Linked DNA regions of Homo sapiens: all the other regions are linked to region 1. A link is a loop called in an ENCODE intact Hi-C map of the cell type or tissue named here. Cell type or tissue: A673. All regions are shown on one strand. Each heading gives the region's core, and the rest is flanking DNA. Links, peaks and the distances in the headings are about the cores only.

Region 1 (4,709 bases), core at 471-4,470:
GGAAGAATGAAATCTCCATTTCTGACATCAATATATGTGGAGAATTAGAAAGATCCCCAGTAATAACGTTCTTGTAGAGAATACGAGCTGTAAAAAAAATCCTTGTCTGCTCATAATCCGTAGTCATCAAATAGAATCATGCAATATTCAAGCTACAAGCAATCTTAGAAATAACCCAACTCAAGTTATTGTATTTACACATAAGAAAATTGACGCTGAGAGAGGAAACTGTCTTCCTTTATCTTGAAGCAGAGCCTGACTTGAAATCCAGAGGTTTCTTACAAATGAAGAGGTTACAGGAAAAGATCTTTTTCTATGTCAAATGAGTCAAATGTTCCCATTAGCTTTAAAATAGGTCTTAAGAAACAAGTCCTTTAAAGAGAATTAAAAGACAAGCCATAGACTGGGAGAAAATATTTGTAAAGATATATCTATTAAAGGACATGTACTCCAAATATACGAAGAACTCTTAAAACTCAACAATAAGAAAACAAATAACCCAATTTAAAAATGGGCAGAAGATGTGTACAGACGCCTCACCAAAGAAGACATACAGATGGCAAATGAGCATTTGCAAACATATTCAACATCTTATGTCATTAGGGAATTACAAATTAAAACAACAACGAGATACCTCTGCATACCTATTAGAATGGCTAAAATCCAGAACACTGTCAATACCAAATGCTAGTGAGGATATGGAACAACAGGAACTCTCATTCATTGCTGTTAGGAATGCAAAATCATAGTCACTTTGACAGTTTGGCAGTTTCTTATAAAACTAAACATTCTCTTACCTACCCAGCATATCTCTTTCCTATTACTTACACTATCCAGCAATCATGCTCCTAAATATTTATCAAAGTGAGTTGAAAACTTGTGTCCATATAATAGTTATAGTAGCTTTCTTCATAGGTGCGAAAAATTAGAAGCAAACTTCATAGCAATTCACCAAATGAATTGATAAACTATGGTACATTCATGCAATGGAGTATTATTCAGCAATTTTTAAATAAGAGCCAGCAGACATGAAAGGCATGGAGGAATCTTACACATATTGCTGAGTGAAAGAAGCCGGTCTGAAGAGGATAACTACTCTGTGATCCCAATAATACAACATTCAGGAAAAGGCAAAACTATAGAGCCAGTAAAAAGGCCAGTGATTCCCAAGGTCTGGGGGCTGCAAGAAGGTGGAATGCGTTCTATTGATGGAGCACAGGGAACATTTAGGACAGTGAAACTATTCTGTATGATGCTATAATGGTGAATATATGACACTATACATTTTCAAAAATATAGAACTGTATAACACAAAGAGTAAACCTTAAACTATCAACTTTAGTTAACAATAATGTGCATCAATATTGCTTCATCAATTTTAACAAATATTGATATAGTTTGGTTGTGCCCCAACTGAATCTCATCTCAAATTGCAGCTCCCATAATCCCCACATGTTGTGGGGGAGACCCAGCAGGACGTCACTGAATCCTGGGGGCAGGTTTTCCTGTGCTGTTCTTGTGATAGTGAATAAGTCTCACAAGACCTGATGGTTTTATAAAGGTCAGTTCCCCTGCATGCATTCTCTTGCCGCCACCATGTAAGATGTGTCTTTGCTTCTCTTTTGCCTTCTGCCATGATTAGGAGGTCTCCGCAGCCATGTGGAACTGTGAGTCCATTAAACCTCTTTTTCTTTATAAATTACCCAGTCTAGGGTATGTCTTTATTAGCAACATGAGAACTGAGTAATACAAATGTACAACACAAATGTAAGATGTTAACAATGAGGAAACTTGGGGGAGAAGGATAAAAAGCTCTCTTTCTGTGTAATTTTTTTGTAAACCTAAAACTACTCTAAAAAATAAGTCTATTAAATAGAAAACACAAGGTTATTTTGAAAAGCAAGTCTCAACAGTACCAGGACAGAAATACTTAATATGCAAACTGTCAACAAACAGGTAGCAGCACAGTAACATATATTAAACCCAACACATGGCTGATATTTTTTATATTATAAACTTAACAGGGTTGCTTTTAAAGAATATTTAGAATAGAATGAGCATATTAACTGAACACAGAGAAACTAGAATTTTACATATTATTACATTGTTCCTCGTACAACTGCAAATCAGGGGGAATGAAGTTTCAAGACAGTATTTTTCCTTGGGATTTATTCTGAGTGATTCTTGTTATCTAGACCGTATCCAAATGGTATGATTTTCTTTCAACAGTATTATTTTAAGTCCTTATCTTTGTTTCTGTAAGTCCATATTTTGTATGAGACGTAGGATTTCTTTTCTTGATGCCCATATCCATTTTAATCATGTAAATTAAAGTATAAAATACAACCCAATCTTCAGAAATTTACTTTATAAATACTGCCTCCAAAACACCATCCTCTATAAAAAGAGCAGCTTATTCCAGAAACACCCTGTTCAGATACGCATTATGATACTAACCACATTAAATTATAGTGGAATGGAGAGAAGTTATGGAAAATCTTAGAACATATAATGTAGCTTTCTTCTTTTAGTTATTTCAGGGGAAAAACAAAAAAACAAAAAACGTTTCAGGCTTCTGTGCTGAGAAACAAGCCCTAGACAGTTGGCCGGACCACCCAAGCCTCTAGCTTAGTGAGCACCGCCATCTAGTGGAAGGATTTTGTTTCTGGTTTCAGTTTTACCAACAATTAGCTGAATGGCTTCTGGGAAGACATTTAAACTGCCATCAGCGGCCTCGTGCATGAAATTGGAGATAATAGTGCCTATTCTGTCTACTTTCTTAGCTACAGGGGTGAAAAATATGAAGTACTGAAAACCCTCAGGGTCTTTATTATTAGTTCATAGCTGCACTTGAAAGATGAAAGCTAATTTTTACTCTAACAAAGCAGAATTCTCTAGGCCCTGAGAATTCAGATAAGTTTTGGCTGAAAGTTATTGGTTTTCTCTCCTTCTAGGATTGTGGCACATATAAACCTAATTAGTGCATCTGAAAGTTTATGAAGTGACTGGTTAGAGTCCAATAACCTTTATTGCATGTGGCCCACATAAGCCAATTATAAAGGAAAATTATGGGCACCGTTCTGATGCAATCATGGGTAAACCACAGAAGAGGCCACAAACAGAACTTCATTCTCAGTGAAAAAACACAGATAACCAGACTTGGACTTCGAGGCTTGGCAACAAGGTCAGGTCTGGGATTCTATGGCGATTGATGTGCCCTGTCTGAGGCTTTCTCTAGCCTCTGGGCCTCCTTTGTCTCCTCCTCCCTCATTCATGTTAAAGGCCATGATTGGAAGCCTTGAACAGATATGCAAAGCGTTCCTTAAATGTAGACAATTGAAATACAAATGTTCCTCCCATGCACTATTAATTATTTTACAGCTTTCCCCAAGCACACTGTGTATATATAGCAGCTTAAATGGTGACTAAAAAATGTGAAGAGAATTTTTTTTCTCAGTTTTTCTGTTTCTGCTTCTCACTTCCCCATTCCATTTGTACTCATTCCTCCCCCTCCAAGTATTTGAAGAAGGTAAATATATTTCAAGAAGGCAAAATTGCATCAAAGACACACTTTGCTTTTTTTCGTAGTTGAGATTGGCAACAGTCTACACCCATGTAACCCTGGTTAAGCTGCCTTAACACTTGGGCAGAAGTTTCTTTATCTGTAAAACAGAGATAGGCAGGCACTAAGTCATGAAAAGCTTCAGTGTGCCTAGCACATAGTAAGTGCTCAATGGCAAATATTTTTAAAAGTTGGGGAGGGAGAAACCTTAAAAACATTAAGTCTGGCAAGTTTACCAGTAAAAGAAAGTGAGCTCAATCTAGAAACGTTCATCTGTATTCTCAAAGGAGAGAAATTCTGGAGGATGTTACCAAAGAACTCTTGATTCTATGTGGTTTGGCTGTGTCCCCACCTAAATCTCATCTTGAACTGTAGCTCCCATAACCCCACATGTCGTCAGAGGAACCCGGTGGGAGGTAACTGAATAATGGCAGCGGGTTTCTCCCATGCTGTTCTCGTGATAGTGAATAAGTCTTATGAAATCCAATGGTTTTATAAAGGGCAGCTCCCCTGCACACGTGCTCTTGCCTGCCACCATATAAGGCATGCCTTTGCTTCTCCTTCGCCTTCTGCCATGATTGTGAGGCCTCCCCAGCCACGTGGAACTGTGAGCCCATTAAATATCTTTTTCTTTATAAATTGCCCAGTCTTGGGTATTTCTTCATAGCAGTATGACAATGGACTAATACAGCAATGTATTGACTTTTGTCACTGAGCCGTTGTAAAACAAACAGCACTTAATATACAGTAGGCTTTTAGCGGATATTATTTCATCAACAAAGAATGTGTATGTCATTTGCAGTGAGACAATTCTCTATGGCTCTTTCTTGTTTCTGCATATCTTAGAAACAGAGGCCCAACTCCCTTTGTTCTTGACTGTCTTCCTAAATATGTTTGTATAGCTAACAGCCTTAGAAGATCACTCCCTCCAGAGCCAAAGGCAGGTTTATTTGTTATCGGGGAAAATTCAGCCCCCAATATTTCAATGTAGGTTCTTTTCTCTTTCCCTAAGTGTCAGCCGGTTTGAGAAATAAAGGGAAAGAGTACAAAAGAGAGAAATTTTAAAGCTGGGTGTCCTGGGGAGACATCACATGTTGGCAGGTTCCATAATGCCCCCTGAGCTGTAAAATCAGCAAGTTTTTATTAG
Region 2 (4,709 bases), core at 510-4,509, 480 kb before region 1:
GCTAATTAAGAAAAAAAAAGGGAGAGGGCACAAATTGTTAATAGCAGAAATAAAAGAGTGAAATCACTACAGAACCCATGCACATTAAAAGGATAATCAAGGGTCTTAGTTCATTCAGATTGCGGTAACAAAATACCGTAAACTGGGTGGCTTATAAACAATAGAAATTTATTTCTCAAAGTTTTGGAGGCTGGGAAGTACAAGATGGAGGCATCAGGAGATTTGATGTCTAGTAAGGGTGGCCCAACTTCCTGATATACTGGAATGGGTGAATGAGCTCCCTTAGATCTTTTTTTATGATAGCAATAATCCCATTAATGGGAGTTCTCTCATCATAACCTAATCACTTCACAAAGCCTTCACCTCCTAATACCACTGCCTAGCACATTTTGATCTTAACATATGAATTTGGAGGAGACACAAATATTCAGACCGTAGTATTGAGAAACACTGTGAGCAAATCTATGTTCACAAATTTAAAAATCTAGATGAAATGGATCAATTCCTTAAAAGTCACAATCTGCTAAAACTTACACAGGAGTCAAAAACTATCTGAATATGTCTATATCTACTAAAGAAAACACGAGGCCCAGATGGGTTCCCTTGTAAATTCTACCAAACACTTAAGGAAGAAATTATACTAATTCTCTGCCATCTCTTTCAGAAGATAGAAGGAGACAAAATACTTTTTTAACTCATTCCATGAGGCCAGTATCACCCAAATATCAAAACCAGACAAAGACATTACAATAACAGAGAACTATAGACCAGCATCTCTAATAAACAATAGATACAGAAAATGCTCAACAAAATATTAGCAAATAAAATTCAACAATGTATAGAATGAAACCAAAACAAGTGGCATTTATCCCAGATAAATCCATCACAACAGGCTAAATAAAAAAAATTCATAATAATGCTAATAGATAAAGAAAAGCAATTAGGTTTTTCTTTTTCTTTTTCTTTTTTTTCCAAATTGGCAGATTAGAGACTTTTAGCATGCCTCAGCCATTTGGAAATAACAAGTGGCTATACTCTGTGAGCTTTACTTCAAGAAGGAAAATGGGAATGTACTGCAATCAAGAAGGACACCTCATGATCCCAGGGAGGAGAATGCTGGCAAACAGCCCCTGTGATGCCGTCTTGCTGATAAAACAGTGAAGCTCCTGTACGTGAGAGAAGCAGAGAGCCTCCCTCTGTGATTCGCCTTTCCACTGGGAACCTGAGCAACCCAGGCCAAGGGAGAGAACTTTGTTTCTCCCAAGCTCTGGAACTAACTTGAGGAGAGGCTTAGAAATGCTCTGATGGAAAGACACTGGAAAAGCTGCTGACATTTTTGCAGACCCAGTACCAAAAGCAGGACATCATTTTTAATCTGGGCATATACAAAGTCAGCCATCCTTTGGCAACCTTTCAGCAGGGCCATTCAGGCATTTTAGTATCATGCAAAAGATTGGAACACCTGCTCTGGAGCGAAGATAAGGGCCTCCACAGCCAGAACTGTGGAAAGCACTTCAACAGTAGTTGCTGTAATTGCGCGCTACCCAGGAGGAGATCTGCTGCAGCTACAGTTTCTCTTGGACAGTGAGACTTGCAACCAGGGCCACCTTGGCAACCTATAATCCATCTGAGTGTGCCATTGCTGTTTGCCCCAGCCTGCTCCCCTGAGGTTGTAGTGCAGCAGGACCCTCTCTGCTCCACCTCCGGGTGGAAGTGCAGGTGTTTAGAGCACCTGCTTGCCTGGACCAACAGCCTGAGCTGCCCCACCCTTCATGGACGTAGATCACAGTGCAGTGGGGGCCTCTCTTCTGCATGCGCAGGCAGATCTCCAGGCATCTGGAGCACCTTCTCACCTGGATTAGGAGTTTAGGCCATCTCCCATCCCTGTGCAGAAAACTTGTGGTTGAGAGGGTTTCCTGGCTCCACACCTAGGCACACTCAGGGTGCTTGGTGCCTACCCACTGGATTTTCTCTTGGCGCTGGTGCTTTTTCCTGCCATTGGTGGACCTGTAGGCAGAACTGCCAGGTCTGGCTCCATCCATCTTGGTCTCCATCTCCTCCCGGGGCTGAGCAGGGAGCTCAAATCACCGTGCACTCTAAGATCAGCTCATTGGCCGGGCGCGATGGCTCACGCCTGTAATCCCAGCACTTTGGGAGGCCGAGGCGGGCAGATCACGAGGTCAGGAGTTTGAGACCAGCCTGCCCAATATGGTGAAACCCCGTCTCTACTGAAAATACAAAAATTAGCTAGGCGTGGTGGCGCATGCCTCTAATCCCAGCTACTCGGGAGGCTGAGGCAGGAGAATCGCTTGAACCAGGGAGGCGGAGGTTGCAGGGAGCCGAGAGATGGTGCTGCTGCACTCCAGCTTGCGCGACAGAGCGAGACTCCGGGGGGGCAGGGGGGACACACAGCTCATTGCCTCAGGCAACAAAGAGCTTCTCCCAATAAACATGGATCAAATATGTACCCAGCCACTTTGGCGCAGCCAGCCGGCTCTTACCCATAAGTGCCATCTACTGGCTTGTAGGTTGAACTGCATAACCCTATATAAAACCTGCCAAAAGAAATGCATGGGTTTATGGAAGCTAACCCAAAAGATCCTACCCAGTATGCTCTACAATTACACCCCCTAAAAAGGGGGGCAAAGGGAAAAGAAAATAATGGGAAAGAAAGAAAAAAATTCTACCTGGAGAAAAATGATTACAAAAATTAAAAGTGCAAGTGTATCCAGATGACAAAGATTCGGCACGAGAATTCCGGCACCATGAAAAATATGAATGAGATACCATCACCAAAGGATTGCACTAGCTCTCCAGCAACAGTTCCTAACCAAAATGGAAACTCAGGAATGACAGATAAAGAATTCAAAGCACGGATTTCAAGGAAGCTCAACAAGCTCAAAAACAAGGTTGAAAATCAACACAAGGAAAATGCTAAAGCAACGCAGAAAATGCAGGAAGAGATAAAATCTTATAAAGAAATCAATCAGAGCTTCCAGAGTTGAAAAACTCACTTAAGGAATTTCAAAATACAATTGAAATACTTTGTTTATAAGTCAAGAAATATGGGATTATGTAAAGTAACCAAACCTATCAATTATTGGCATTCCTGAGAAAGAGGGAGAAAAAGTAAACAACCTGGAAAACATATTTGAGAGAATAATTCAAGAAAATTTCCCTGAACATGCTAGAGAGGTGGACGTATAGATACAAGAAATTCAGAGAACACCTGTGAGATACTACTCAAAACAAAGAGAACCAAGGCATATTGTCACCAGACTCTTCAAGGTCAACACTAAAGAGAAAATCTTAAAGGCAGCTAGAGAAAAAGGTCAGATCATGTACAAAGCCTCATTAGGTTGACAGTGGACTTCACAGCAGAAATCTTAATAGCCAGGAGAAATTGAGGGATTATTTTCAACATTCTTAAAGAAAAGGAATTCTAATCAATAATTTCATATCCTGCCAAACTAAGCTTCATAAGTGAATGAGAAATAAAATATTTTCCAGACAATCAAGCACTAAGGGAAAATTCATTACCACTAGACTAGCATTAAAGAGATCCTTAAGAGAGTTTTAAATATATAAACTAAAGAACAATACCTGTTACCACAAAAGCACACTTAAGTGCATGGCCCAAAGACCCTATAAGGGAACCATATAACAGAAACTACAAAGCAACCAGCCAACAACTTCACAATTGAATCAAAGCCTCATATATCAACTTTGAATGTAAATAGTCTAAGTGCCCCCCTTAAAAGGTACAGAGTGGCAAGTTGAATGAAAAAAACAAGACCCATCTGTCTATAGTCTTCAAGAGACCCATCTCACACATGACACCTATAGGTTCAAGATAAAGGGATGGAGAAGGATTTACAACATAAACAGAAAACAAAACAAACAAACAAAAAAAGAAGGCATCACTATTTTTATTTCAGATTAAATAGACTTTAAACCAACAACAGTAAAAAGAGACAAAGAAGGGCATTACATGCTGATAAAGGAATCAATTCAACAGTAAGACTTAAATACCATAAAGATATATGCACCCAAAATAAGAGTACCCAGATTCACAAAACTGGACCTTCCAGAGTTATGAAAATACTTAGCCACACAATAATAGTGGAGGGCTTCATTCCACTGTCAGCATTAGACAGATCATCACGGCAGAAAACTAATAAAAATATTTTAAACTTAAATTTGACACTTGACCAATAGGACTTAATGGACATCTACAGAATTCTCCATCCATCAACCACAGAATATACATTTTTCTCATCTGCACACAGAACATACTCCAAGATTGACCACATGCTTGGTCATAGGGCAAGCCTCAATAAATTCCAAAATATCAGAACCATAGCAATCACACTTTCAGACCACAGTGGAATAAAAACAGAAATAAATACCAAGAAGATCCCTCAAAACCACACAATTACATGGAAATTAAATGACTTGCTCCTGAAGGACTTTTAGGTAAACAGTGAAATTAAGGCAAAAGGAAAAAAAAACTGAAATGAATGAAGACAGAGACAGAACATACCAAAATCTCTGGGATGCAGCAAAAGCAGTGTTAAGAGGAAGGCTCATAGCATTCAACACCTACCACAAAAGTTAGAAAGATCTCTAATTAATGATCTAACATCACACCTAGAGAAACTAGAAAAACAAGAACAAACTAAGCCCAAAGCTAGCAGAAGAAAATAAAT
Region 3 (4,709 bases), core at 298-4,297, 1.2 Mb before region 1:
TTCCTCAGATGTCAGACAGCAAAGGATGGGGTGGGTTCCGTAGAAATAGAGTTTAAACAATCTGTACAGTTTACAGATAACAACATTATACCATCTGAAGGTAAAATTAATGAGATACTAATTTATAGAACAAACACATAAGGTATTTATGTTTACAACAAATGAGCTTAAACATATGTTAGCAATAACTTAGCTAGAAAATATATACTTTAGTAAACATCACACCATGTATTTGGTCCACCTATGATATGCATCACAAATAAATGCCACTTATTCTTTAACCTAATGGATATTTGTTTCTAGGGACAACCCTACAGGGTGCATGCATGCATAATTAAGGAAATAGGTAATCTGAATAAAGTGAAATGATAAAGACACAACCACAGACTCTGCCAGCAGAAAAATTAAATACAGCAAATTAGTTTGTGTGTTTTCAAAGCATGAAGATATAAAGTTTAAAAAAATCTGTTAGAGGAACACTCCAATGCCAAGTATGTGGGAGCAAATAGAATAGCAAAGAAAAAAGACTGGTTTATAAAATTTTCCATGATGCAAAGAACTGAAGCCAATTTCTCCCCAGACAGAGCCCTGATGCTCTGGGCTGCTGCTAGCCAATGTGCAGGGACCTGTCACTTGCACAGTAGCTTTCTGAGACTCACCCTGTATCCCTTCTCCCACATCCCAGCACACACTGAATGCCATTTCCTTATTAACTCCAGAGCAAAGAAATTCTTTGCAGAGCAATAATTGACAGTTGGAGTTACAGCTTGACTTCTTTCCTTTGAAAAATTGCTAAGCATTTGTTTTAGAAAGGCACACTCTTCAGATTCCAATGAATCAGAATCCGACACCATATTTTTCACAGTTTTTCACCTCCGAGAATATCATCAGTTTAGAAAAAGGAATGCTTTCCTTTGAAATAACCAATGTTACCAATGTTACTTTAGATGTTGGCCTGATTTTGGAAACTATTTTGTACAAACGTACTAGAAGTCAGGCCTTTTAACCATAAATGTCATTTCAGAAGCGCCTTATTATTTGCAAAAGTCATAACTGAGAGTGACTCTGAATATCCAAGGAATTATCCCCATCTGTTCCTAAGTGCTTTAACTGGTCAAATGTCAGATATTAAAGGGAAGAGAGCTGAGAGACCAGGAAAGATCAACTGTTCCAGCAAAATATTTAGACTAATAATTTATTAGAACATAAAGGATTATACTGGGAAAACTATCTTATATCAAATGCATCAATTTGTAGTGAATCTTTTCTAAATGTAATAAGTATCATAGGTATAACATGTCAAAGAAAAAAATTAAAAAGCAAGAAAACATGTTTTTGCATGTTAAAAAGAGTAATTTGAAGCAGAAACTTCTCCTCTGTAAGTTACGTTATTCTGAAAACTCAGAAACATATTTTTATTCATCTAGGTGATCAGGAGATTTTATATTAGGAACTGACAGGGATCAGTTTCGGGGCTTATCTCGGTGAGCCTCTGAGCCCCCACAAAACAGCAAAGCTAATCTCTAGTGGTCCAACAGTTAAAATAATTGATGAGCATGTGTTGAATCCTCAAGAGAGGAGGGAGGAAGCAAGAAGGAAAGCTTGAAGGGAGGAGGGGAGGGGGGCAGGTGCTGATTTCAGCCCTGTAGCGTCAGGATTGCGTCAATTCGGGTTCCAGCCACGTCTGGAGTCTCGGAGACGAGCTTCTCAGAAGAGCCAAAACAGGAACCGAGGTGGCAAATCACTGTGCGAGGGCGAGTGGACCTCCCTCTTTGCCTCCTCCCTGTTCCAGGAGCTGGTGCCCTGGGCTCTGCGCTGTTGTTTTCAGCGCTCCGAAAGCCGGCGCTTGAGATCCAGGCAAGTGAATCCAGCCAGGCAGTTTTCCCTTCAGCACCTCGGACAGAACACGCAGTAAAAAATGGCTCCGATCACCACCAGCCGGGAAGAATTTGGTAAGCAAGTTACTGAACTTATGACTGCGGTTATTCCTTGAATACTCTGGGGTGGACTGTTTATTCATTTATTTTTTGCCCGGTTGTTGAATACAGATTTCCTAGGTAGTTAATTTAAAAGGAAAATGAGAATGGCAGTCAGGCAATTGTGGCTTATTTCTGCAGCTTCTCTCCCTTCCTTGGTATCTCTCTCCCTGAAACTGTCTTCTGTTAGGGAGAATTTACCTTCAGGAAGTTCTTAAATTTTCAGGTACTTCTGTAAATTGCAGCATGTACTGAGTAAAGAAAAAGGGGTCTGTTTTTCCCATGTTGGTTTCATCTATTTTGTAGGTGATTCTTATTTGTAGGTAAATCTATATTTTATTAGGAGAAGATAAATATATCTCTGGTTACATTGGGGTTTGATCTTGGTTAAAAAAAGCAACTTGTCTATTGGGGTTTGGCAATGTATATTTTATTACAGGGCGTACCATATGGGTGTTTTTCTCTGCTATGTTTTTCTTGTATCCTTGAAATATGTTGCTAGTGAAAGACAGAATCATATGGTAGCAGGGTTAAAGAGAGTTTCAAAATGAACTGGCTCAGCCCATTTCATTTCACTGCTGAGCTAACCAAAGCCCAGAGAGATGAGGGAAGTATTATAGGTTGCACAATTAGCTAAAAGCTGCTGGAAACTTGAATTAGGGCTCCAATTTTCCCGTTCAGTTTTCCTTTTCTCACACCAAGTTTTTGGTTTCAGTACATAAAATTAGACGTACTTCATAGAGTAAAAAAGTACTATTTTTAGATCTCAGTATATTCCAAAGGAAAAAGGTCAGAATTTTACTTACACGTATTTTTTAAATCATGAAATTTCATAGAAGGTTGTGAAGAGGAGTGATATCTACAGATGTGTGATAATTGTTATTAAGCTGAGTAAAATAACTATGATCTTGACTTTCAAGATTGTAAGACCTTATCAGTAGAGAATACATAGGGAGTAGATAAGTGTTTCCACGTTATAGAAAATGTTTGCCATTTGACATAACTATTCAATAGGGACAATTTGTGATATTATGTTCATAAATGAATTTCTTTCCCAGCCTTCCATTTGGGTTATTGGGTTTATTTTGGTATGACATTTATTCCCAATTCTTCATTTGAAACCTGAATGATTTTCTAATATGGAGGAATTTTTAGAGACTGTGCCAGTGAAAATATGTTCTAGCATGGACTATCAGTCTACTTTTAAAAAATGATTTTCTACTGTTTTTATTGTTTTTACATTGGCTAAAGAACTCTCTCAGTTCATGACTTTGCTTTTGCTCCCTGGCCTTGGGTTATTATGGTCCAGGAATGTGGGTGCATTTTTTTTTCACAAAGACTTGAATAGAAGGAAAAACTGAAAAGCTGATACCAAGTTTAGCTGATTATCTTTAGCTCTTGCTTTATACTGTAGTAGTCACTGTTTCTTTTTTCCACCTGGAGAAGTCAAAGGTTTATTTCATCTTTACATGATTCAGTTTCTGTACATTAAAATACAGGATTTTTATTGCGATTTTATTGGCCTTTTTATCTTCTATTTCATTTGTCTTTTCTTAACCTTACATTCTCTGAGTTCAGTTTTATAATTGTGAAGTAGATTGGCAGAAGATTTGGGGGGATGGGGAAGGGAAGTAACAAAAGACTGGATTTCTTGTGGTTATTTAGAAAAGTTTTAACCCTTTCTGGGCTGGAACTTATAACTTTATTATTTACTATTCAGGATAAAAGCATATTGCAATGGAACTAAATGTATATAATATTACATTAGTTATTTTCACTTTGATGATATTAAGCATTGACTCTATGGATTCACTATGTATAGATGTAGTAATACTGCTTTTACTTCCATAGTGTTACTAACCATTTGTTCAAGAAAGATGCTTACATATAAAATAGGATAAGCCTTATGCATAATTGATATTACCTAATGTCAGTAATTTAATGTGCCATCATTCAAGAAAATAATGACAATTTCAGTTTGATTATCATTTGCCATGCCATGTGCTAGAGGAAGAGACAGTTATAGATAAAATTGAACTCTAAATCTCACTGTTCTCATTACATGTTAAAGAATGCTGATTCACTTATAACCATTGTTCTGTTTTTATCTTATTTAAGTTTAATTAATTTATACTTTGTATAATTCAGTGTTTGACTGAGAAATTTGGGATTGTCATACAAAGGGATGATAGTGTTATAAGTTACAAAATATCGGTACCTTGTTGCTCTTCTGTTTTTGTTTTACTTTCTCTAATATATGTATATTTCTTTTACCACTGTTCCATAATTGGGATGAAAATTATTAATGAGTTTGTGGCAATGGCAAATATCATTTCACAATCAATTTCCTACAATTGAGTGAACCACTGAGTCCCTAAATGTTTGCTGCTTGAATTCTGAGTAAAGAACTACTTAGAATTCCAGTAAAAAGTGATGCTCTGGAAAGCCTCAAAATGACAATAAAAAATAATGAAGTTAGTACTGATCCATCATATTGTAGCTGTCTCATGTTATCTGAGAAAACAAAGATAGGTCAGAGTCATTAAGCATTCCCCCATATCTGATTCAGGACCATTTTCATCTTTTTATTTCATTAATGAAAAACCACTGAAATGAAGGAATTTCTAGCACACTTTATGTTTTTCCTGTGGGGATGTATTTGTACCCGAAGTTAGTGTGAAATATACACTTAACTCATACCCAGAACAGTTGGAAAGTAATTCAATCTATCCA
Region 4 (4,709 bases), core at 484-4,483, 1.3 Mb before region 1:
AGATCCATTAGGGTGTCTCTTAGTATTACCATACCCTGTGATTAAGGTCAATGGGAAACTACAACAACCAAATCCAGGCAGGACTACAAATGGCCTAAACTCTTCAGGAATGAAGGTTTATGTCACTTTACCAGGAAAAAACCAAGACTTGCTGAAGTGCTTGCTGAAGGCAAAGAGAATACAGAATGCGTAGTAGAAGAAGGTAGTCATCAATACCAACTATGACCATGTGACCAGCTACAGAAACCAGGACTATAATTGTCATGCATATTTCCTCCTTCTTTTGTTAAAAACATGTTTGTGCATGTATACACTTGTACTAAGAACATATCTTCATCTCATTTCCTTTTTCTTTTATCATGTGACATAAAATTTATTGACTTTGTAATAACACTTAAGTATTGTTAACATTTTGTTATAATATTTCAGTTCAGTATTGGTGCATTGCTGGTTGTATGAAGGATAGTTGTATTATGTTAGGTGTAATTATGAACTTATTATTGTCTTTATTTGAAGATTATGTATGATCTCAGGAGATGTTCTATAGGTTCAAGTTGACAAGGGGTGGGCTTGTGATGGTTAACACTGAGTGTCAATTTGATTGGATTGAAGGATGCACTGTATTGACCCTGGGGTGTGTCTGTGAGGGTGTTGCCAAAGGAGATTAACATTTGAGTCAGTGGGCTGGGAAAGGCAAACCCACCGTTAATCTGGGTGGGCACCATCTAATCAGCTGCCTGTGCAGCTAAAAATAAAGCAGGCAGAAAAATGTGAAAAGACTAGACTGGCCTAACCTCCCAGCCTACACCTTTCCATTGTGCTGGATGCTTCCCGCCACTGAACACTGGACTCCAAGTTCTTCAGTTTTGGGACTCCGACTGGCTCTCCTTGCTCCTCAGCTTGCAGATAGCCTATTGTGGGACATTGTGATAGCATGAGTTAATACTTAATATACTCCTATATATATATATATATATATATATACATACATATATATGTATATATATATGTATATATATGTGTATATATATATGTATATATATATGTGTATATATATATGTATATATATATGTGTATATATATATGTATATATATATGTGTATATATATATAATGAACTTATTATTGTCTTTATTTGAAGATTGTGTATGATCTCAGGAGATATGGAGATATATATATATATATATATGGGAGCTTATTAACTTTATATACACACACACACACACACACACACACACATATATACACACACACACATATATATATATATATCCTATTAGCTCTGTCCCTCTAGAGAACCCTGACTAATCCAGCTGTTGATTGGCATAGAATTCTGTGAATAACAGAAGTCTCTCAATAAGAGGATGCTTATTAACAAAAAGATATCACCTTTTTTTAAACTACAGAAATGGAGCTCAAGAAGATATTCCATATTAGTAGCTAACTTCACTAACAATTCAAAAATAAATTCACTATTATTTACTGTGACTGACAAATTTAGATAGATATCATTGCCTATAAGATTTGATTTTGAATATCTTTAATGCAAATAATATTTTGCTTTGGGTTACATATGAAGTCTATTAAATACCTCCTTTGCAAGACACATGAGTACCAGTAAAGTGAGTCCAAGAAGATATAAACACTGGAAAATACTAACGCATTTGAATTACATTATTCTGAAAATATTATCATGCAAATAACTATTAATATTTATTATTTATTTGAATGGGCTACTTTTACTGTTAGATGGAATGAGTAAGACTACTTTTCATTTGTAGAAATTCTATGCAGCAATTTACCCAGAAAGCCAGGTTTCAATTCTCTACATCATATAAAGGACCCAGGTAACAAATAAGTGATTTAACACTAAGACACATTAAGATATAAATGATTTAACTTTAGGACACAATGTTACAATAAAAATATGAGGAGGTTAATACTTAATGTGAAATGATAAGAATGCATGTGACCAGGTTTAGGACACCTGCCTCAAAATATGGCACCTCGGCATTTGAGAAAACAGCAAAAGCAGGAAGGTCTCTCTGACCTCCTCTCACTTCTTTCCCAAAGGGTGGGATAAAACCTAGCTGACCTTCCCTTGAAGTATGTCATAAGATTCTCAAGCCACATGTGCCCTCCCTATACCAGGAAAAAGGGAACATTTTTATCTCTGAAGACACAGAAACACAGAGAAGTATCTGAACAAACAGGCTTTGATAAGTTCCCATCAGTTTAATACCATTAGATTACACTCTTTTGTCCTTCAATCCTTCTGTTACAAGACTTTCCATAAAAATGCACATATTCCCCTGTTTCTTTAGGTCTTCATTTCCAAACCCTCCTGTGTTATGTAAAATAAGTTTACATGATTTTTTATTATTAATCCGTCTTTTGTTATAGAGGTCTCAACCATGAACCTTGCAAGGGGTGACACAATAGATTATTACTTTTCTCTCCAACACACAGCACATTGCAATAACAAAAACAATGTCTGGTTGTTGTTTTCTTTATTGGCTGTAGAGAAATATCAAATTAGTTCTCTAGGTGGCAGCAGCAGTCTGAAAACTTGTTTAGGAGAGAATGTCTGCAAATGCCCAAGGAAATTCTAAGACAAAATCATTTTTGAAAAACAACTTTCTCTTTTTCATGTCTAAGAGACATTAGAATTTCTTAACTGCACAAACAATCTTTGGATTGTTTTAAACCAATTGGATAATGTAATAGAGAGCTAATAGCCACAACAAAATTGTAGCAACTCAACTGTCTATGTCTTCTTCCTCGTCTAATATTTTATTTTAGGCAAAAAAGGAAGGTACTAGAGAATGCAAATATATTCTCTCCTTGTGGACCATGTATACCTGAAATTGTACCATAAAAATCCTACTCGTATTTTTTAAAGAAGTTGATTGTAGTTGAATAAACATTTTCTTTAGTAATTTAATATTTAATGGACAGGATAGGTATCGTATCTATAAGCTTAGAGCTGGAGGATGCATTAAATTTGTTATCTTGCCCTCTTCTACTTACTTCTATTCTTCCCTCTGCTGAATTTTTCTCCTTACTTCTCACTTCTTCCACCATTTTCTCAACACCTCCTTTCCTTTCTTGTTTGGTATTCTGTACCAAAAATAATTTCCACAATTGTGAATATATAAGGCAGGATGAAAATATTTGTAGTTTTAAAAGCTAATAAGACAAATTTCTTTGCTGGTAATTTTCCTAAAGAAAGGGGTTGGGAGAAAAAATAAAATTTATTTCAAACCTATAAACCTTTTTCTTAAGGAAAAATAATTTTCTTGCTAATAAAAGGTGAAGTCTGGAACTAGTTTATCAGGAAGAAAATATAAAGATTAGAAATATATAATAAATTATACTTTCTTGGCAGGGGAAAAACAATGATCAAGAAATATATAATAAATTAATATAATTTTAGTTTTCCATGGGCAATCTAGGAGACAGAGTTTCAGGAGCCCAGACCTCAAATAAGAAGGAAGTTGGGAGAAACCTCTTGCAAAGAAGGGGACTAGTTTTTATTTTCTTTTTTTAATTTAATTTAATTAATTTATTTTTTGTTATACTTTAAGTTCTAGGGTACATGTGCACAACATACAGGTTTGTTACATATGTATACATGTGCCATGTTGGTGTGCTGCACACATTAACTCCTCATTTACATTAGGTATATCTCCTAATGCTATCCTTCCCCCCTCCCCCCACCCCACAACAGGCCCCAGTGTGTGATGTTCCCCTTCCTGTGTCCAAGTGTTCTCATTGTTCAATTCCCACCTATGAGTGAGAACATGCGGTGTTTGGTTTTCTGTCCTTGCGATAGTTTGCTCAGAATGATGATTTCCAGCTTCATCCATGTCCCTACAAAGGACATGAACTCATCCTTTTTTATGGCTGCATAGTATTCAATAGTGCATATGTGCCACCTTTTCTTAATCCAGTCTATCACTGATGGACATTTGGGTTGGTTCCAAGTCTTTGCTATTGTGAATAGTACTGCAGTAAACATACATGTGCATGTGTCTTTATAGCAGCATGATTTATAATCCTTTGGGTATATAGCCAGTAATGGGACGGCTGGGTCAAATGGTATTTCTAGTTTTTCATTACATGGCGATAGTAGAAACTTAGGAAAAAAATGTCAGTTAAAAAACCACAAACTCTGTGTCAAGACAGTATGAACACTTCAAAAGGAAAATGTTTCTCTTACAGAAGCTTTTACCTGAGATATCAAAAGTTTCTTATGGATTTCATCCCAACCAATTATAATCTGCTGAAGTTTACATTGGGTCATAAATTTTGACCCTAAGACACCAGACTCTTACTGGAACTAACAAGATTTTCCTGAGCAAGGATCAAAGAAATTCTTTTAACCAACTGTATACAGACCAATGAACTCATTCTGTCCTCTCCATTATACTAGTTTCAGTTCCCAATTATCATAATGCCTGTGAACTCCTTTTCAGTTCTTTAAGATGTTTGAGCTTTCCCCTCATGGAAGTACTTAGTGAATTTAATCGTTGATGTGTATTTCCTCCCTTGGCACAATTAAAGTTGACTCGGCTGTGGAATTTTTAGCTGTATTTTTGTTATATATATATATATATATATATATATATATTTATTGGCATTTGTTTTATTTGGCAGCCTGTTAGCTAATATTTAGTATGAAGTCCTGCTTTTTTTTTTTTTCACTGT
Region 5 (4,709 bases), core at 439-4,438, 1.5 Mb before region 1:
AGACTCCGTCTCAAAAAAAAATAAATAAATAAACTCCAGCACAGTCACGTGGTGGAAGAAGATTTGTAGGCAAAAAAAAAAAAAAAAAAAAGAGAGAGAGAGAGAAACGACATACAGAAATTGGAAACGAGGTACAGAATGGCTGGATTGGTTACAGCTCGGCATATGCATTATTTGAACATAGTTTGAACACTCAGCAGTGTTGAAGTATGGCTGCTGGGATTGGCCAAGACCTTTTACAGGTACACACTACTAACATAGGTTTTCAATTTTTTCTGCCTGTTAAGCTAGGTTACAGTTCATCCACAAGGACTCAAATATAGAAGCATGGAGTCCTTCTCAGGCCATATTCAGTAAGCTTTAAAAGTACTTTATATATATATTGTTTCACTGTCTTCTTGTTTGCATTGTTTTCTATTAAAAAAAATCTGCCTCAACCCATATCTTGGTTCTTCTGTATGTAATACATTTTTTTCTTATGCTGCATTTCATATTTTTTTTGCTTTATTAGTGGCTTTGCACAATTGCATTATAATGTAACTTTGTGTAGTTTTCTTCAAGTTTTCTGTATTTGGAATTCATTGAGCTTTCTAGATATGTGGACTTTGAATTTTCATCAAATTTGATAATTTGTACCATTATTTTTAAGTGTTTTTGCTTTTCTTTGCAAAACTCTAATTACCTATATATTAATGAGCTTGAAGTTTCCAAAAACTCACCAATGCTCTGCTCAATTTTTTCAGTGTTTTGACTTCCTGTGCTTTATTTTAAAGTTTTTATTGTTGCAGCAGTATGGAAGGTGCCCCCAGGCAGAAAGCCAGTGTGGATTTAACACTCACCTCATGTGTTTTTTTTTCTCTCAAGGATCTCAACGTTGTGATACCTATTATCTAATGCCTGAAATAGTTGCTTCATATATTTTGTACTGTTTGATTTTTTTTTTAGTGGTTTTGGGGTAAGTTCATTAGCTAAAACTCTATTATGAGTAGAACTGGAAATATTCCTATCATAGATTTTTGAATAAAAACATGAGCATCGTCAATAGATTTAAAGCTTCTTATAATCTGAAGCCATGTGTTAAACTTCTATGTAAATTAAGTATACTATTTCAATAGAATAGCATTAAATAAATATCTCTTAATATGATTTTCCATTTTTTTATTTAAAAAATGAAATAATGACCAGAAAAAGGATCATTAAAACATAAAGCTATTGGCAATTGGGCTTTGTGAAAGAAAAATATATTGGGCCCCCAAGATCACTAAGGAAAACTCAAGCTGGAAACTGCTTAAGGCAAACCTGCCTCTTATTCTATTCAAGGTTATCCTCTGCTCACTGAGATAGGTGAATATATGATTGCCTTTTTTGGAAAGGCTAATCAGAAAGTCAAAAGAATGCAACCCTTTGTGTCTTACCTATCTGTGACCTGGAGGCTCCCTCCCCACTTGGAGTCTTCCTGCCCTTGCTTCAAGATGTCCCGCCTTTCCAGATTGAAACAATATACTTCTTACATGTATTGAGTGATGTCCCATATCTCCCTAAAATGTATACAACCAAGCTGTTCCCTGACCACCCTGGGCACATGTTGTCAGGACTTGCTGAGGCTGTGTCATGGGCACACATCCTTAATCTTGGCAAAATAAACTTTCTAAATTAACTCAGATCTGTCTCAGATTTTCTGGGTCCACAGCTTCTAAGTTTTTAATATTTTCAATTTCAGTGACACACACAGTGCAAAGATTATACAGATACAGAATCTAGTGTCTACTCATTTCACTAAAAAGTTATTGATGTCTATAATATTTCTGAAATGTATAAAATGTAATAATAATGAGAGATACTATGCTTGACTAGGAAAAATCTGCCTACAGCTGAGCTGTCCGTGTCCACTAGTAGAAAATTAACTAGAATAACTGACATGAAAGAAAGAGCAGGGAGATGAAATTAACAAAAGAACACTATTTGAAAGGGTGGCTATACAGTTGCATGTTTGAGCAACTTGGAGAGTGCATCCTGATTTCATCAACTCCAGAGAATTTTTCACTATAGTTTTTCATCAAAGAAATAGGTTTTAAAATATTATGTGATAAAAACTTTATAACTTGTATATTGCTGAGGTAAGCATTGGACGATGAAAATTTTATTATATTCTCTATTTAGTTGTAAGACATTTGTAAGGGTATATGCAGCCTAGTACAAATTCACTGCCATGTCCTAGGAAAGGAGTTCCATATTCAGATAGCATTGGTGTACATTTTCCACTAGATGGCAATCTATACCTATTTGATGTCTTTAAATACAAAGCAGTTCCAACTTAAAACTGTGCACCTGATTCCTGGACTCCTATTAGGAGGGCCTGTTCATTCACTCATTTACTCAATCAGCAATTTCAGAGCACCTACTATGTGCCAATATAAATACTAACGATAAGAATAAATAAGACATAGTTGCTCTCCTGAAGTTTCTCACAGACTCCTGAGGGGAGAGACAAATATGTAACCCATTAATTAAAAGTCAAAATGATAAGTATTGTAACAAAAAGAAGCTCTCAGAGCCTCTGACTTGAGGACCATAGGAAATATCTCTAAGGTGTCTTTGCCTTTCCCTAGTACTGCATTTTTCAAAAGGAGGGGCAATTTTATAACAGGAGGGTTGATGTTTAAAAAGGAATCTAAGCAATGTATATTTATTAAACATCTGGTATATACATGTGCAAACCAAGATATTAGACACTACCATAGAAAATCAATAACTTATTCTTTCATTCATTCACTGCTTAAGAAACTTACATCAGTTGGAGATGTTGAAAAAAGTACATAGATAACTATAACATGGGAAATACTATAATAAGAAGCCTTAAAGTTTCTGGGGAGAGAAGGCTATGTGCTGGCTGGGGGAATCACGGAGGTCTTCATCTAAGAGGTACCAGGTAAAGAATCTTTGGCCGGGCGCGGTGGCTCACGCCTGTAATCCCAACACTTTGGGAGGCCGAGGCGGGTGGATCACGAGGTCAGGAGATCGAGACCATCCTGGCTAACACGGTGAAACCCCGTCTCTACTAAAGATACAAAAAATTAGCTGGGCGTGGAGGTGGGCTCCTGTAGTCCCGGCTAGTTGGGAGGCTGAGGCAGGAGAATGGCGTGAGCCCGGGAGGCGGAGCTTGCAGTGAGCCGAGATCACGCCACTGCACTCCAGCCTGGGCAACAAAGCGAGACTCTGTCTCAAAACAAAACAAAACAAAACAAAGAATCTTTTAATAGATAAAGTACCAATCAGAAAAAAATGAGTAGGAACCTCACTTCAACCAGAAGGAATAGATGAGAGGAAAATTACCGTCGGTGCAAAGCCCCTACCATATTCCTAAGGCTTTATCTGATTCTAACCATGCTGCTAACTGACCAGCTCTGTGTCCTTGGGCATGTCAGCTAATTTTCCTGGGTGCCAGTTTTGACCTCTATTAATAAGCTGGCTAGACATACATAATCACTATCTCTCATCTCAAAGATATTCAGTTCAACGATAAGGTGGTGGAAAAATGTAGGTTTTATTTACAGAATGGGAATTCTGCATTTCTAGCTAAAATGTAAGGTATGATCAGAGGCAGTTATGGGCTAAATTTTGTGTTTCTTGCCACCCTCAACCTTAGCAAATTCATGTAGAATTCCTAATCTCCAGTACCTCAGCACAGCTTGTGACTGTATTTAAAGACAGGGCCTTTAAAGCCGTGATTAAGCTAAAATGAGGTCCATAGGTTGGGCTCTAATCCAATCTGACTGATGTCCTTATAAGGACGAAATTTGAACACACAAAGAGACATCCGCTATGCATGTGCACAGAAAGGAGACCCCGTGAGGACAGAGTAAGGAGGCACCTATCTGCAAGCCAAGAAAAAAGGCCTCACGACAAATCTAACCTGCTGACACCTTCATCTTGAACCCTCAAACTCCAGAACTGTGAGAAAATCAACTTATGTTACTTAAGCCACCCATTCTGTGGCATTTTGTTGTGGCAGCCCTGTGAACTAATATAGAAGATATTATAAAATATACTTGGAAAGATAATCTGGACTATTCTATAGAACTCCTTAAAGCTGAGATAGAAATTACATATTTGATCTGGTACTAAGTAAGAAACTATCACAAGTTATGAGCACTGGAAATGGACACTCTTTCCAGAACTCAACCATCAGCTGCTGTCTTGAGAGTAAAGATAGGATGGAAAAAGCAAGTAATGTTGAAAAGACTTTTTGAAAATCATTTAGAAAAAGAGGAAGGAAAATGGAAGTAAAGTGGCATAGCACAGTAGAATAGTTCTTTCTAGAGCAGCAGCCAGGAGGTCATGTTCTTATGTAAGCTCTCCGGTCAGGTCCTCAGTGACTTTTAAAAAGGTCCTTGACATTAGGGGGCTGCTGTTTCTTTGTTGGTAGCACAGAAATGTTAATAGTGGTCATCCTCCTTCTACAGGATGCTTGCTGGTTAAATATGAAACTATTGAGAAAGTACTTTAAAAATTACAGAATGTTAGACAGATATTCTACATTTTCTTAATGTTAGAAGAGACCATAAGGCCAAAGAGTCTAATCTCCTTACTTAAAAGTTGTTAGACAAAGGTATGGCATTATTTGTATTGAAGGCAGATAAAAAATGACCCCTCTCCCATGATCTCCAACATTAATAGGTTTTTAAAAAAATTGTTCCGCTTATATATCT
Region 6 (4,709 bases), core at 260-4,259, 160 kb before region 1:
TGTTGTTACTGCTGATGATTTAATTTTTGCTTACTCATCTAGGAACCTGGAACCTGGTCCCACAAACAACATATTCTCAATTTCTAAGCCTAACAGGGTTCCTCAGCCCCAGTTGATCTTCCAGTCCTGCTATCCCTCCCCAAGCTTCATCAGGAAGATTTAAAGTTCAGTCAGACCCACTCGAGATTTCAGTCTCCAGATTCAGTATGAAAAAATCATGGTGATATCACCTGTATTCATTTATAAGGAAATGAGACAAAGACTAAACATAAAAACAGATTAGACAGAGAACCTGATGGTGGATATACTGCTCCCTGACCATCTCATTTGCAGGAATTATTGTTGTTGGTGTATTGTATACTGAACTTTACTATATCCTCTCCTCATTGAAATGCAAACTCTGAGTCTAATGAGACATGTCCCACCTGTCCGGCTGTCAGGCTTCCTGAAAGGCGTGGGAGGAACCCACAGGACAATAAGAGGAAAGCAAATGGGCAGAGTCAGACCTGATATAATAAAACTGCCTTTTAAAATATGGATTCCAGAGCTGGGTGTGGTGGCTGATGCTTATAATCCTAGCACGTTGGGAGGCTGAGGTGGGAAGATCATATGAGGCCAGAAGTTGGAGGCTGCAGTAAGCTATGATCACGATGCCACTGCACTTCATTCTGGATGACAGAGCAAGATGCTGTCAGAGAAAGAAAAGGAGAGAGAGAGAGAGAAAGAGAGAGAGAGGAAGGAAGGAAAAGAGAGAAAGAGAGAGAGGAAGGAAGGACGGAAGGAAGGAAGGAAGGAAGGAAGGAAGGAAGGAAGGAAGGGCCAGCCCAGAATTTTATAGAATCTTTTTTTATGATCCATTAAGAAACAAGGTGGGGCTTTGTGTGTGTGTGTGTGTGCGCGCACGTGTGTGTGTGTGTGTGTAGGCAAGAAAGCCCTTCATGTGGAAGGGCACAAGTAATGATTTTATAGTGCTAGGAAGAAAGGATTTTCAGACCAGCAGAATCAACATGCCATAAAATCTAATCTAATCTAGTACTTTGGAATAAGTATTACCTCAGAATACTAACAATACCACAGCAAACGTAAATTGCTTTCTAATTTTAGAAAGTAAGATAAATATAAACACTCTTATGAAAGGTAATATGTAATGTCATTAACATCTTAGTGTGAATTAATTTAAACAAAGAGAAACAGACATGTGTGAAAGAGTGTGAAGAAAGAGAGGAGTTAGAGAAAGTGCAGCTGCTGGACACAGTTTGACTACATGTACATTTTACCAAGGACATGGCCTGGCCAAAGACATAGGCACCCTCTGCTCCCAAACCAACACCACACACATCTTGCACAGTACATGACACACATCTTTGTTCAAATCCTTACCTAATAATCGAAGTTTTGGTAGCTGAGAGTTTTTTTGCCTGGAAAAAAAATGTTTACAACACTGATCTTGTGATCTGTGGCAGTTCTAATTTTAACAGCATTTTCTGAGAATAGAAAAAATACTCTATTTCATTTTCTCCCTTGACCTACTTTAGCATATTCTGCCCCACTTAATATTTTCTATCCTTCACATTCTCCCTCCTGCATGTTACACAAAGAGATACTGAGCTGGAGAAAATAAGCTGCATTTGTCTTTCTGCCTCTTCCCTAAAGAGGGGTGTAGAAACCTGAATGCATTCATTGATCATGCCTCCTGCTGTGCCCAGCCTGGCCTGCACAGGGTGCCCATCTTACAGAAAATCTCCTGTGAATCAGGAAGACACAGAAAGGAATTTCAAATTACCCACTCTCCACCATTGTCCTTACATTACACATTTTCCTGAGATTACACGTTACATACTTAGATTATAATTACATATCGCCCTTAGATTACAGCTGAGTAATCTAATAAACCAATCTACTGAAATGTGATAAAGTGAGCCAATTATTTCTAAGATGTCTGTCACAGAACAAGCAGCCCTTTATTGCTTACTCACTTATTTTGCTTGTGGCCTAGCAAAGTATCTCTTGTGGACCAGTAGCATTGGTATTACCCGGGAACTTGTTAGAACTACAGACTCTCAGGCTTAGGCTGACCTCATCAGAGCCTACATTTTAACAAGCCCCTCAGGTGATTCATATGTACATTACAGTTTGAGAAGCCTTGGCCAAGTTGCTCATTAAAATCTTGCTGTTCCTGACTGCCTCAGTGAAAAAGTTACTTACCAGAGTATTCCAGGGAGCCACTTAGTGACAAAAGCAAGTTCATCCTACTGTGGGCCCCCATCAGACACATCAGAAGGAGAGAAGTCTGGGTCTTATTATTCTAACTTATGGAGGTTGCTTGATTTCTGACTTGGCAGACAAGCAACCTCTTCAGAGGTCTTCAACTTACCCACCAGGGGTCACCCTAGTTGGTTCATCTGTGAGACCTAGCCTGGATAAACATATGTACTCCCTATCCCTTTACAAATGAAAGTCCAACACTTTGTTATAAAGAAAATTACTTTCCAACTATTAAATAAATGATAGCCACTATTTTTGTTGGCTACTTGTTTTGGGAGAAGGCATTTCAATAGATTGTTGTTCTATACTCCTGAGATTTTTCCTGCTGCTGAGTTTTTTGTTGACATCTTGTAATTATGATCTTTTTAATATTACAGGGAGAAAGAGAAATGAAAATAAAATAGCTACATTATGCTGAGCTCAGGCAGATAGAAGAAATAAAATCAAGACCTATCATATTTAGAGGGAAAAAGTAACAAATGTGGAATTTCCAGGAATTCCTTGGGGAGAAGGGTCCTAATACAAATTGCCACTTCTTTAATGTATACAAAAGACATGAAAAATGTCCCTTTGGTCTTAAAGAAGGCTGGCTCCTGGTTCATGAGAGCTGCCATTGCCTGCACTAGCTGGTGATCACTGCCAGAATACATACAAAAATGCATGCAGTCAACCTGTTAGTTTTATTGCTGGTGTATTAGTCAGGGTCCTCTAGAGGGACAGAACTAACGGAATATATATATATATATATGTATACAAGGGGGAGTTTATTAAGTACTAATTCACATAATCATAAGGTTCCACAATAGGCCATCTGCAAGCTTAGGAGCAAGGACAGCCAGTCCGAGCTCCAAAACTGAAGAACTTGGAGTCCAATGTTCGGGGGCAGGAAGCATCCAGCATGGCAGAAAGATCTAGACTGGGAGGCTAGACCAGTTTCTCCTTTCACATTTTTCTGTCTGCTTATATTCTTGCTGTGCTGGCAGCTGATTCGATGGTGTCCACCCAGGTTAAGTGTGGGTCTGCCTTTCCCATCCCACTGACTTAAATGTTAATCCCCATGAGCAACACCCTCACAGACACACCCAGGATCAATACTTTGTATCCTTCATTCCAATCAAGTGGACACTCAGTATTAACCATCAGAGCTGGTTCTGGTGACTTCGGAGCATGTCATATCTTTTCTTGTCATGTATATGTCCTGGTAGATGCTGTATATATTTTTAAGTGATCCCACCCTAATCATACATTCTATCTTTCCAAATTTCTCCACTGTTCAGAAATATTATCAAAAGATTTGATATATAAGATTCGTTATGTGTATTCTGCTTCTTCCCTTATTATCAACCGTGACCTCATTCTCTTCCCTATTTTATATTATAGGCACAGTCTACCTCTTAAATGTCAGGTGTTCCCTGATATTTCTCCCCTGGGAAAGGTGATATGGGGCTGTTTTTTCCCTGCAACCTGCTTGAGCTATAAGCCTCAAAAGGCAAACAAAAGTAGGGTTCCTCTCATCCCCCAAGGTCTCCAGCTTTGGAAGCTCTGCTACATCCTCAATATTCTCCTTTCTCATCCCTGAAATCCTATTTGTGGTCAACCCCTGCTCACTTTTCTTCAATCATGGCCACCTCTCTCAACCTTACCTCCTGGTTGCAGGCTGGGTTCCTGGGAAACAGATTCTACTTTGAGATTTGCATTATGGAAGTTGATTGACAAGTGCTCTTAAAAACAACATCCATGAAGGAGTGAGAGAAAAAAAAGCTGGGGAGAGAAAGCAGTTGCACCATGATACACTTGCAACAGAGGCTCCAGCTCACCCTATAGGGAGCTTGGTGTTGGAATGACCCAACAGAAAAATCCTGAAGTGAGAAAAGGAGCCTTTCAACCTAGTCTCGACCCGTCATTGAATGCAAACTGACGTAGAGGGGGATGTAATATTTGGCAAGTCAGTTCCCTTCAGCAGAGGGCAATTTCGAGAAAGAGACCTATCTGTGAGCTAGCAAGAGTTATCATTCCCACTAGCTCTTTATAGAAATGAGTGTCTTGGTCCTGAAGGGAACTCTGGGAGGTCCACCACAATATCCATCACACTTGCAAAGTTTCAAATTATTCCTGATAGAAAAATATTCTACAATGAGCTACAGAAGGCTTACAAAAAACAAACAAACAAAAGACCCCAGTTTAAATCTTTGAATTACATTGTTTCTCCACCACCACTTTGTGGAACTAAAATTCCTGTTGCATTCTGCAAATACCAGCTATGGCATTTCAAAAAAAGAAAAAAAGCAAGTAAAATGACACACAAAGTAGAATTTTTACCCTTACGGCTCTGCAGCTGAGCAGCAGACATATATTTTCCAGGAGCATTTCACTGGTCAAATGTCGCCAAAACAATTTCCAAGCCAACCTGCCCTCATTAGTTCTCTGAGCTCTTGATTACAAAT
Region 7 (4,709 bases), core at 503-4,502, 1.4 Mb before region 1:
ATTCGGGGTTCTGCAAGGGATAGAGAACTTGGCCTCCATGCCACAATAAGACCATCAATGCACACACTGGATAATAAAATTAGTCTAACAATTGGAGTGCTGGGATTATTAAGTAAAATAAGGGTTACTTGGACCCAAGGCCTGTGATACACCAGCAATTAATCTGATAACCCAGATAGCTATTAAGTGACTAACAGGTGGGTGATGCAGATGCATAAACATGCCGGACAAAGGGATAATAAATGGACACAGTGGGATGGTTGAGATTTCATCAGGATACTCAGAATGGCATACAATTTAAAACTTACAAGTTGTTTATTTCTGGGATTTTCCATTTAATATTTTCAAACCATGGTTGACCTCAGGTAACTGAAACCATGAAGGGAAAGCTGCAGATAAGAGGGGAGCATTGGGCAGTGCAAGGACACCTTTTCTATCCACTCAGATAACCCCACTGTTAAAATTCTTTTCTACTTCATTTGCTCTATAGCCTCCTTATATCTCTCTCCACACACAAACACATATGTATGTCATCATCAATCTTTTGTTTTCAACTGTTTAAAAGCAAGCTGCAGATAGGATATCTCCAACACCCCTAAATGCTTCAGTGCTTATTTCAACCAAATAATGTCTCCTATCTAACTACTATAAACACTTCCAAATCAGAAAATCAATGCTGATATGACACTTTCTTTCTGGTCCAGAATGTCATCTAGGAATACCCATTAACTTAATTGCTGTGTCAATTCAGTCTTCTCCAAACTACATGTTTATTAGTCTTTCTCTGTATTTAATATCCTGGATAGATTTAAAATCTATACATCTTATATTTTGTAGGATGATCCCTAATTGCATCTGTCCAGTGTCACCTCATAATCAGACGCATAACACTTTAAATGATTTTAAAAAATAATTTTGAGGTCTTCTTTATAGCATCATATCAGGGACAGACAATATCTGTCCATCCCACCACTAATGATGTTAACCATAAATGCCTGGTCCCATAATGTCTGCCTCACTGTAAATTCACAATATTTTTGGTAATCAATAAATATTTTTCCAGAGTATGCCAATGCCCTGTTCTTCATTAAACCTTTGCTTATTAGCTTTAGCCTCAATTATTGACTATTACATGAAACAACTAGCAACATGATGAGTGCTAAACTCTGATGTTCAATTTCTTTTTCCCCCTACATTTATTATGGGCATTCTACCACAAGGAAGAGCTTTCCACTCTCACCATCAACTATACATTTATTCATACATTCATTTATATCAGTGTGAACTCATGGATTTCTATTTTACTCAGTGTGGTGCAATCCATCACTATCATTATTTACTTTGATGTTCTAATTGTACCATGTTTGTCCAGAAGGAGTCCCTTCAAGCTGGCTCTTGTGGCCTCTTGACATGTTGCCAATGTTCTTTTAGGATTTACCACAATATGTTGTAGGCCCATCTTATTTTTTTCTTAGAGCCCTTGAATGTAGCATTTCAAAAATATTTATTTAAAGACCCCTGGTGATATTTAGATATCAACATCTGGGTGCTGGGTATGTTCATTTCTAGTGAGATGCCTTCACTTTCATTATTTCTAGGTTTTCTGGAAGATCAAGGAATGTAATATATGAACATATATGTATGCATACATATAAGTATGTATATTCAGAAATTTTCACGTACATAAGTGTGTGTATATATATATACACACACACACATATATACATGCATATATATGTATATGTCTCATATAGGTTAATAACCATAACTCTAATTATATTCTGACAAATCAATGGACATATTTCTTTCTACCCTTTCAGTATTTTGAATTACTTTCTCCAGTTAGAAACTTGGCTTTCACTATCCATAGTGTATTTTTTATACACTTATTTGTTCAATATTATCAGTCTTACAACTGTGCTCCCTTTTCATCTGCTACCTCTGCACCCATCCCCTTTAGCATCTTGTAACCTAAACTGCCAAAGTGCTTTGTGTAGCTTCCTCTACCCTCAAATGCTGTATCCTTGGGTGCTAGTGAGCACACAGCCAGAATGCTTCCATGTGGCATCTCCTAACCTACCCACATCCTTGGCCACTGGTAAGCACATTGTCACTGTGTCTTGGAATATCTCCTCTGTTCACCTCTTATTACTGATCTCCAAGCCCTCAGGCACCTCTCAAACACTCTTCAGTGTGAAGAAAGGAAAAGGAACCTGGGAAGAACAGGGACAATGGAAATAGAGGATTATTCTTGGTTTTTACATGCCCTTCCATTATATCAGACTGTCAGCTGTGACTTTTCCTGTTGTCAATATGCCTATCTCTACCGTATCATCCCCCAACTTCCACACATCTGATATTTCCATCAAATCAGTATAATAAAGATACTTAACCTGTCTGTGCATTTGCTTCCAAATCTGTATTATGGCATAATAATGATGCAGAGTTCATATGGTTGTTGTGGGGGTTATATGTGCTTAAAATAATGACAAAGAGTGAGTGCTGAATAGACACTAACAATTGTTTAATTCCTATTTGGGCCATGTGATGGCACTAGAAGCCCTGTTTTCAGTATTTGGTGGCTGGCAGCAGACATTTCCTGGCAGTCTGTTGGCTCGTGGAAGATTTGACCAGAGAAGAAGATTAGTGTTTCTGAAAACTTTGTTCCTAAAGAAACCGGCTATAGGTCAGGGACACTTTCATTGTGACCAAACAAGATCAGCGCATGAGGTCATGTGAATCACAAATGCTATTCTTCACAAAAGTAAAGTGTGAAAAGTTTCCATGGGCTAAAATGACTGGAAAAAAAGGAACATAATACTTTAAACTCACACCTTTCTTGACCTTTTACTTCCTTTTGCAGCTCAACAAATGTCGTTAATGCTATTTGAGGCTCTTTGTTCTGTGTTACCCATCTTGAATTGTGTTTCATGGACAGGTCTTCTTGAATAAGTTCTCTTTGGCGTGCTGTAATTTTTCTCTCTCCATTTCCTAGAAATGAATGGGAAGCCTATATATACAGACTGACTTAGGAGAATATACTAACTCCTAATCCTTCTGCCATTCTCTGAGTCTGGTGCTATTCGTAGCAAGTGCCACACTATTGCTTCAATGGTGTCAAGCTATCAGTGGAAATGGGAAACAATCTGATCCAGGTGTGAATATGCAGAGCAGAAAATGATGCTAAATTGTGACAGTAGTAACCCAGTTCATCCTAAGGAGCAGATGGAATTGATTATTTACCACCCTTTCAAGAACTTGGTGCTTGATTTACCATTGTTCTAGTGACTATTGTTCACCCTACAGATAACCAGAGAAAAGATTCCTTATAGAACCTACACCGCTTTATTAGTATGTCCCTGGTTGTCACCCTATTGTAACAGGATCATTCTTTCTTCTGAGATAGATGACAGAGCACGAACATCCTCAAATAACATTGACTAACTCCCCCCAGAGTCCTTGACCAGGCCATTTATCTACTGAAATACATTTTTAACACTTTCAAAACAAAGAAATCCAGCATATGGCAGTTAATTTGGATCTTAACAACTCTGTACTTTGAAAAGACAAATGATCAGCAAGCTGTTTCAAACCTTAACCTATAATTTGAGAGGAATAATTTATTATCCAAACAAAACGCCTTTAATTAATCAAAACTTAACATTAAATTCAGAATTAAGTTATGCCACCAAGCCATCTGTTTCCAAGTACACAGAGGCATTCTCTCCTACTGACAAAATACTTTGTCCTATGTAAGTTTGGAAACAGGTGTTTTTTAAAACTTAATTAAGCTCAGACATTGTGTTATTCATTAAACATATCTTAATGACTTTTAATCAAGAGTTGGCTGGCATAAAAAGCTATTTAACATTTTTGTGAAAGAGAAAGGCAACGGATAATTAAGAATATAGCAAAAAAAGAAGTGATCAACTTGTCAGGCACAGAATGACAAAGAAGTGAAAGTTTGTCTTATTGGTAATAATGACAAAATTCACCTGATCTGCCATGAAATCATGATCCAACCTTCCATTATTTAACTTCTAGACTTTTTAAGCTAATTGGAGCTCAGTTATCCAGTAATTTTGAACACACAGAATGCAAATAAGCCTGGGAAAGAAGAAAAGTCTGAATCATTTATGAGTGAACAAAAAGTAGACATCCTAAAGCATGCATCAATAAGCATGCCTCATTGAATAGTTCAAAATTTACTAATGATACTACAAAAATATACCTGCCAATAGGGAAGAAGAGAGAAAATGTTAAATACACAGTCAAACAGAATTTAAAAAATTTGTATATGGCTCTTTCCCTTAGGGAGGTATAGCTTATATATTTCAGGAGCTTCTGAAAGCATTGCTATATTACAAGTGAAGATAAATAATGATTCAGGGATAATGTTACATTATGCCTACTGCCTACAATGCAAGAAGGTAAATAATTATGTGTTGCATCTAATTTTATATAAACTTAAATTTAAAATAATTTAGGTGCATCCCAAATACCTGTTTAGTAGGACAATTTGTTCCCCTAGTATGTTAGGTTTGGAAAATTTTCCTTTACTTTTATGGTCCAAGTTAATTTGGTCCAAGAACTTTAAAAGACACTAATGGTAGACTATGGATACAATTCGATAGACTAGATTCATAATATATTCCATGTCAGCCAATTGGAAGATAATTTTAGGTGAAGGGAAGAGAGGTGAAGGGATC

What was found. Hi-C counts contacts between places; a loop is a spot of excess contacts. Peaks named below come from ENCODE experiments on the same cell type or tissue, not always from the same donor. Only the 100,000 strongest peaks of a DNase experiment are listed, where the experiment ranks them.
Region 2: it touches region 1 in a loop (4-fold over the local background); 7 of 110 quality-filtered maps call a loop at or near these places.
Region 3: a loop joins it to region 1, with 5 times the contacts of the local background. A loop is called at or near these places in 62 of 110 quality-filtered maps.
Region 4: it touches region 1 in a loop (8-fold over the local background); 16 of 110 quality-filtered maps call a loop at or near these places.
Region 5: it touches region 1 in a loop (4-fold over the local background); 22 of 110 quality-filtered maps call a loop at or near these places.
Region 6: a loop joins it to region 1, with 9 times the contacts of the local background. A loop is called at or near these places in 30 of 110 quality-filtered maps.
Region 7: a loop joins it to region 1, with 4 times the contacts of the local background. A loop is called at or near these places in 22 of 110 quality-filtered maps.

What each region holds. Positions count from the first base shown.
Region 1 is chr18:42,112,461-42,117,169 of GRCh38, reverse strand. No RefSeq gene overlaps it. Among named protein-coding and RNA genes, the nearest start is that of LINC00907, 72 kb to the left of the region's middle. RefSeq lists an enhancer at 3,206-3,345. In A673, for the core only: a CTCF peak has its summit at 2,659 (motif pointing left); DNase peaks (open chromatin) are centred at 2,649 and 3,039; H3K27ac peaks cover 2,380 bases.
Region 2 is chr18:42,594,195-42,598,903 of GRCh38, reverse strand. All of the region lies in intron 7 of LINC00907 (long intergenic non-protein coding RNA 907), which reads right to left. Among named protein-coding and RNA genes, the nearest start is that of LINC00907, 410 kb to the right of the region's middle. In A673, for the core only: a CTCF peak has its summit at 2,525 (motif pointing left); a DNase peak (open chromatin) is centred at 2,463.
Region 3 is chr18:43,274,491-43,279,199 of GRCh38, reverse strand. SYT4 (synaptotagmin 4) reads left to right here and starts at 1,710. Exons shown (of 4, transcript NM_020783.4): 1 at 1,710-1,952. The coding sequence starts at 1,919. In A673, for the core only: no CTCF peak of the experiment used is centred there; a DNase peak (open chromatin) is centred at 1,879; H3K27me3 peaks cover 553 bases.
Region 4 is chr18:43,394,309-43,399,017 of GRCh38, reverse strand. No RefSeq gene overlaps it. Among named protein-coding and RNA genes, the nearest start is that of SYT4, 120 kb to the right of the region's middle. In A673, for the core only: a CTCF peak has its summit at 2,537 (motif pointing right); no DNase peak of the experiment used is centred there.
Region 5 is chr18:43,593,861-43,598,569 of GRCh38, reverse strand. No RefSeq gene overlaps it. Among named protein-coding and RNA genes, the nearest start is that of SYT4, 320 kb to the right of the region's middle. In A673, for the core only: a CTCF peak has its summit at 2,269 (motif pointing right); DNase peaks (open chromatin) are centred at 2,269 and 3,799; H3K27ac peaks cover 4,000 bases.
Region 6 is chr18:42,272,318-42,277,026 of GRCh38, reverse strand. All of the region lies in intron 3 of LINC00907 (long intergenic non-protein coding RNA 907), which reads right to left. Among named protein-coding and RNA genes, the nearest start is that of LINC00907, 88 kb to the right of the region's middle. In A673, for the core only: a CTCF peak has its summit at 2,383 (motif pointing right); DNase peaks (open chromatin) are centred at 746, 886, 1,696, 2,366 and 1 weaker place; H3K27ac peaks cover 3,037 bases.
Region 7 is chr18:43,561,852-43,566,560 of GRCh38, reverse strand. No RefSeq gene overlaps it. Among named protein-coding and RNA genes, the nearest start is that of SYT4, 290 kb to the right of the region's middle. In A673, for the core only: a CTCF peak has its summit at 2,545; a DNase peak (open chromatin) is centred at 2,580.